2 separate regions of the Homo sapiens genome follow, and region 1 is linked to region 2. Evidence: read pairs that join two places in POLR2A ChIA-PET (ENCODE). Cell type or tissue: HepG2. All regions are shown on one strand. Each heading gives the region's core, and the rest is flanking DNA. Links, peaks and the distances in the headings are about the cores only.

Evidence for each region. ChIA-PET counts read pairs that join two places held together with the same protein. Peaks named below come from ENCODE experiments on the same cell type or tissue, not always from the same donor. Only the 100,000 strongest peaks of a DNase experiment are listed, where the experiment ranks them.
Region 1: POLR2A ChIA-PET joins it to region 2 with 5 read pairs; 13 of 35 experiments call an interaction of 5 or more read pairs at or near these places.

The regions. Positions count from the first base shown.
Region 1 is chr11:46,689,446-46,692,357 of GRCh38, forward strand. All of the region lies in intron 3 of ARHGAP1 (Rho GTPase activating protein 1), which reads right to left. Among named protein-coding and RNA genes, the nearest start is that of ARHGAP1, 9.7 kb to the right of the region's middle. In HepG2, for the core only: no CTCF peak of the experiment used is centred there; a DNase peak (open chromatin) is centred at 1,396.
Region 2 is chr11:46,745,680-46,748,591 of GRCh38, forward strand. The region is part of intron 42 of CKAP5 (cytoskeleton associated protein 5); the gene reads right to left. Among named protein-coding and RNA genes, the nearest start is that of MIR5582, 6.1 kb to the right of the region's middle. In HepG2, for the core only: no CTCF peak of the experiment used is centred there; no DNase peak of the experiment used is centred there.

The sequences.
Region 1 (2,912 bases), core at 298-2,797, 56 kb before region 2:
GATAATTTTATGACATTATGCACTAAATATTATACCACTGAATTGTACACTGCAAACTGATGAATTTTGTTATGTGATTCTTATCTCAAATTATTATTACTATTATTTTTTTTTAGATGGAGTCTCACTCTGTCACCCAGGCTAGAGTGCAGTGGCACAGTCTTGTCTCACTGCAACCTCCACCTCCCAGGTTCAAGCGATTCTCCTGCCTCAGCTTCCCGAGTAGCTGGGATTACAGGCGCCTGCCACCATGCCTGGCTAATATTTGTATTTTTAGTAGAGACAGAGTTTCACCATGTTGGCCAAGCTGGTCTCGAACTCCTGACGTCACGATCCACCTGCCTTGGCCTCCCAAAGCGCTGGGATTACAGGCATGAGCCACCACGCCCGGCTCTTACCTCAATTTTTAAAAAATGCTCACTAAAGCATTTGTGATCTTGCCAAATAGTCATCTTATAAGTCTACACTTTTCCAAAAGCACCCCCGCTGAGCAGTGTGTATTTGGAAAGCCTCTTGAAGTTACCTTCTCAGCATGTTTCAGCCACTGAGGAAATCAGTCTGATTACTTAACAGTCATGTCTCATTTCTGACCACTGACAATCGCTTTCTGATTTTATTACTAGAATTTTTTTTAAGAGATGGGGGTCTCGGCCAGGCACAGTGGCTCACGCCTGTAGTCCCAACACTTTGGGAGGCCGAGGTGGGCGGATCATGAGGTCAGGAGATCGAGACCATCCTGGCTAACATGGTGAAACCCCGTCTTTACTAAAAACACACACACAAAAAAAAAAATTAGCCAGGTGTGGTGGCGGGCACCTGTAGTCCCAGCTACTCGGGAGGCTGAGGCAGGAGAATGGCATGAACCCAGGAGACGGAGCTTGCAGTGAGCCGAGATCGCCCCACTGCACTCCAGCCTGGGTGATAAAGCGAGACTCCGTCTCAAAAAAAAAAAGACAAAATTAAAGAAAAGAGATGGGGGTCTCAATGTGTTGCCCAGGCTGTTCTTGAACTCCTGGCTTTAGGTGATCCTCTCACCTCAGCTTCCCAAGCAGCTGAGACTACAGGTGTGCACCACTGCACCCAGCTTATTACTAGAATTATGGACGACACTGGTTCTGATTGACTTCTGTAGGTTTCTAAGCATTCTATCCTTTCTCATTAAGATATTCTAGGGCCCCCACCAACCCTTAAGACTCAATGCAGGCATAATCGCCGCCTGGAATCCTGTGTCCTCGCCCTCTCTCCCCAGACAGGTTAGCTGCCCCTTTTCATGGCTCCCAGCATAAACCGTCACCCATCACTGTCCTGACCCTTCACTCTCCTGTAGAATTGTTTATGTACCTGTCTCCCTGACAGGCTTGTGAGCAGCTCAAAGACAGAGGCTGTGTCTCATTGTCTTTGTTTGTTCTTTTTCTTTGTTTACTCCTGGCAAGCTGTGATTTTTTTTTTTTTAAGAGACAGGGTCTTGCTCTGTCACCCAGGCTGAAGTGCAGTGGCATAACTGTAGCTCACTGCAGCCTTGAACTCCTGGGCTCAAACAATCCTCCTGCTTTAGCCTCCCATGTCCTGAGTAGCTAGGACTACAGGCACATGCCATCCCACCTGCTTAATTAAAAACAATTTTTTGAGACAGAATCTTGTTATGTTGCCCAGGCTAGTCTTGAACTCCTGCCTCAGCTTTCCAGTAGCTGGGATTACAGTTGCGTACCATGGCACCTACAGTCTCCAGTACTGGTCCAGTGTCTGGCATGTGGCAGGTATTCAATACGTTTTGGTAGCCTGCACAAAATCGCAGGTCACCATTAAACTATGGGATGCCTGGTTCTAGTTATATTTCTGTGTTTGTTCTTCTTTTTTTTCTGAGATGGAGTCTCTATCATCCAGGCTGGAGTGCTGTGGAGTGATCTGGGCTCACTGCAACCACCACCTCCTAAGTTCAAGAGATTCTCCTGCCTCAGCCTCCCAAGTAGCAGGGACTACAGGCAGGTGCCAGCACACCAGGCTAATTTTTTTTTTTTTTTTTTTGAGATGGAGTTTTGCTCGTTACCCAGGCTGGAGTGCAATGGCGCGATCTCGGCTCACTGCAACCTTTGCGTCCCGGGTTCAAGTGATTCTCCTGCCCCAGCATCCTGAGTAGCTAGGACTACAGGCATGTCCCACCACACCCAGCTAATTTTTGTATTTTTAGTAGAGACGGGGTTTCACCATGTTTGTCAGGCTGGTCTCAAACTCCCGACCTCAGGTGATCTGCTCGCCTCAGCCTCCCAAAATGCTATGATTACAGGTGTGAGCCACCATGCCCAGCCTTAATTTTTGTATTTTAGTAGAGACAGGGTTTCACCATGTTAGCCAGGCTGGTCTCCAACTCCTGACCTCAGATGATCTGCACGCCTCAGCCTCCCAAAGTATTGGGATTATAGGCATGAGCCACAGCACCTGGCCTCTGTGTTTGTTCTTGATTATGCTTTGGTTATGGGTCAGACTGCTTCAGATAGTGAGTTTCCCAAAGCTCAGGACAGAACGTCTCCAGATTTGCAAGTAGAGAATCCTCTACCAGCTTGTCTGCAGAGGAGGTGCAGCTCCATCCCGGCAGGTCTGTTTTGAAGGACCAGGTGGTACCTGCTCTCTTTCGTACCCTAGCCTAGATCCTGAGGTGCTGAGATCCCGGAGGCCAGCTGGGGGTGGCTCTGGGGCTATGTGCCTGCTCTGATTCACTTCCCACTGGCTCTGACAGTGGAAGGAAAAGCAGACTGGCAGGGGCCAGGGACAAAGGGTTAGACTGGCAAGCCCAGTCTCACTAGTCTGGAGCTTCAGAAACCCCAGAGATGCCTACCACCAGCCTGGGAAGAGGGGGCCTCATCTGCCTACCTCCTTCTAAGCGAGGAAATAACCAGGATTTGGGGGAAATGCTC
Region 2 (2,912 bases), core at 112-2,611:
ACAGTGGCTCATGCCTGTAATCCAAGCACTTTGGGAGACCAAGACAGGTGGATCACTTAGAGGTCAGGGGTTCAAGACCAACCTGGCCAACATGGTGAAACCCTCTTAAAAAAAATTCAAAAATTAGCTGGGGGTGGTGGCACACACCTATAATCCCAGCTACTCGGGAGGCCAAGACATGAGAATCACTTGAACCCAGGAGGCAGAAGCTGCAGTGAGCCGAGATCGCACCACTGTACTCCAGCCTGGGTGACAGAGTGAGAACCTATCTCAAAAAAACCTCAAAAAATAAAAACACTTGTAAAGTCTTGGAAAGGCGTAATTTAAGGTGTCAAAAACAAAAAAGAACTCCTATTTAAGAGAACAAAATTTAACTGAAGCTTCAGCCCAGCAAGATACAGGCTGAGAGTGGATATGATCAGGGTCTGAAAAACACAAAGGGACATGCTTTGACAGGCAAACACATTCTCAAATGTAAGAGTAGGTGAATGTCACTAAACTCGGAAAGAACTAAGCATAGAACTGATGAGAGGGCACTTTTGCAGTTGGGTCTGTCTTGTCTTGGTTTAAGGCTCATGATAGCTATTTTCTATAACTGAAACCTCCTAAGTCTTCTGTTTGTCTCTAGATCCTGTGAGCAGTAATTCTCGAATAGGGACTTTTTCACTGTGGGGGCAGTAACATTTCAGCTTAAACTTAGTTACTGCATTCATTTATATCATTTAACAAATATCATCATGTGTGGCTTAAGGGCAGGGATACATTCTGAGAAATGCATTTGTTAGATAATTTCATTGTTATGTGAACACCTAGTTGGTATAACCTGCCACACACCTAGGCTACAAGCCTGTACAGCATGTTACTGTACTGAATACTATAGGCAATGTTAACACAAAGTATTTATGTATCTAAACATAGAGAAGGTACAGTAAGAATGTTGTATAAAAGATAAATGGTACACCTGTATAGGACATTTACCAGGAATGGAGCTTGCAGGACTGGAAGTTGCTCTGGGTGAGTGGTGTGTGAAGGTGAAAGCCTAGGACACTACTGTCAACTTTATAAACACTGTACACTTAGGCTACACTAAACTTATACAAAAATAATTGTGCTATGACATTATGACAGCTATGGTATCATCAGGTGATAGCAATTTTTCAGCTCCAGCTGGGTATGGTGGCTCACACCTGTAATCCTAGGTCTTTGGGAGGCTGAGGTGGGGGGATCACTTGAGACCAGGAAGACCAGGAGTTCAAGACCAGCTGGGGCAACATGGTGAAACCCTGTCTCTACTAAAAATACACACAAAAAATTAGCTGGGTGTGGTGGCACGCAACTGTCCAGCTACTCGGGAGGCCAAGGCAAAAGAATCACTTGAACCTAGGAGGTGGAGGTTGCAGTGAGCCGAGATCGTCACTGCATTCCAGCCTGGATGACAGAGTGAGACCCTGTCTCAAAATAAATAATCTTATGGGACCACCATCATATATGCAGTCCATCACTGGGCAAAATGTTGATATGCATGACTAGACACAGATGCTGAACAATTAACCTAATAAATACTACATTATATAGTATGTTAGAGGTGTAAGTGCTATGGTGGGGTGAGGGATAGGTTGCAAGTTTTAAACAATAAGGTTTTACTGGCCAGGCACAGTGGCTCATGCCTGGGAGTACTTTGGGAGGCCAAGGCAGGTGGATCAACTGAGGTCAGGAGTTGGAGACCAGCCTGGCCAATACGGTGAAACCCCGCCTCTACTAAAACTACAAAACTTAGCTGGGCGTGGAGGTGCACGTCTATAATCCCAGCTACTCGGGAAGCTGAGGCAAGAGAATCTCTTAAGCCTGGGAGGCGGAGGGTGCAGTGAGCCAAGATCGTGCCATAGCACTCCAGCCTGGGCGAGAGAGCAAGACTTCATCTCAAAAAAAAAAAAAAAAAGGTTTCACTAAGATGGTGGTATTTGAACAAAGATGTGAAAGAGGAAAGGGAGCTAGGCAACAAAGCCATCTAAGGAAGAGCATTTATGTGTAAGAAATAGCCAGTGCAAAGGCCCTAAGAAGACATATGCCTGGTGTGTTCCAGAAACAACCAGGGGGAGGCCAGGCGTGGTGGCTCACACCTGAAATCCCAGAACTTTGGGAGGCCGATGTGGGTGGATCACTTGAGCCCAGGAGTTAGAGACCAGCCTGGGCAACAAGGAGAAACCCTGTCTCTACAAAAAATACAAAAATTAGCCAGGCATGGTGGCATGCACCTGTAGTCCCAGCTACTCGGGAGGCTGAGGCAGGAGGACTGCTTGAACCCAGTGAGCCATGATTGCGCCACTGCACTCCAGCCTGAGTGAGAGAGCGAGACCCTGACTCTAAAAGAAACAAGGGGGCTGGTGGGGCTGGAGTGAAACAACAGGAAGAGGACTAGGTGATGAGGTACTAGGGGCACTGGCGGGTCCTATAAACACAGGACCTCAGAGACCTTTAAAGGGCCTTTTGCTTTTGCTGAGTGAAAGGGAGAGCCTCTGGAAAATGTTTCATTAGAGTCATTCTGATGCTATGTGTAGAAAAGAACAGAGGAAGGCAGGGTGGAAGCAGGGAGATCAAGCAGGAAGATAGTACAGTAATACAGATGAGAGAGAACACACACACCAAGGTGGTAGCAGTGAAGAGAAGTGTGGATGAATTCTGCATATGGTTTGCAGGTAGAGCCAAAATAATTTCCTGACGGAAAGGAAGAGAAGACTCAAAAGCTTTGGATCTGAACAAACTCGAAGGATAAAGTTGCCATCAACCAAGATGGAGAAGAATGTAAATGGATCGGCTGGGCATGGTGGCTCACGCCTGTAATCCCGGAACTTTGGGAGGCCGAAGTGGGCGGATCACGAGGTCAGGAGATCAAGACCAGCCTGGCCAACATG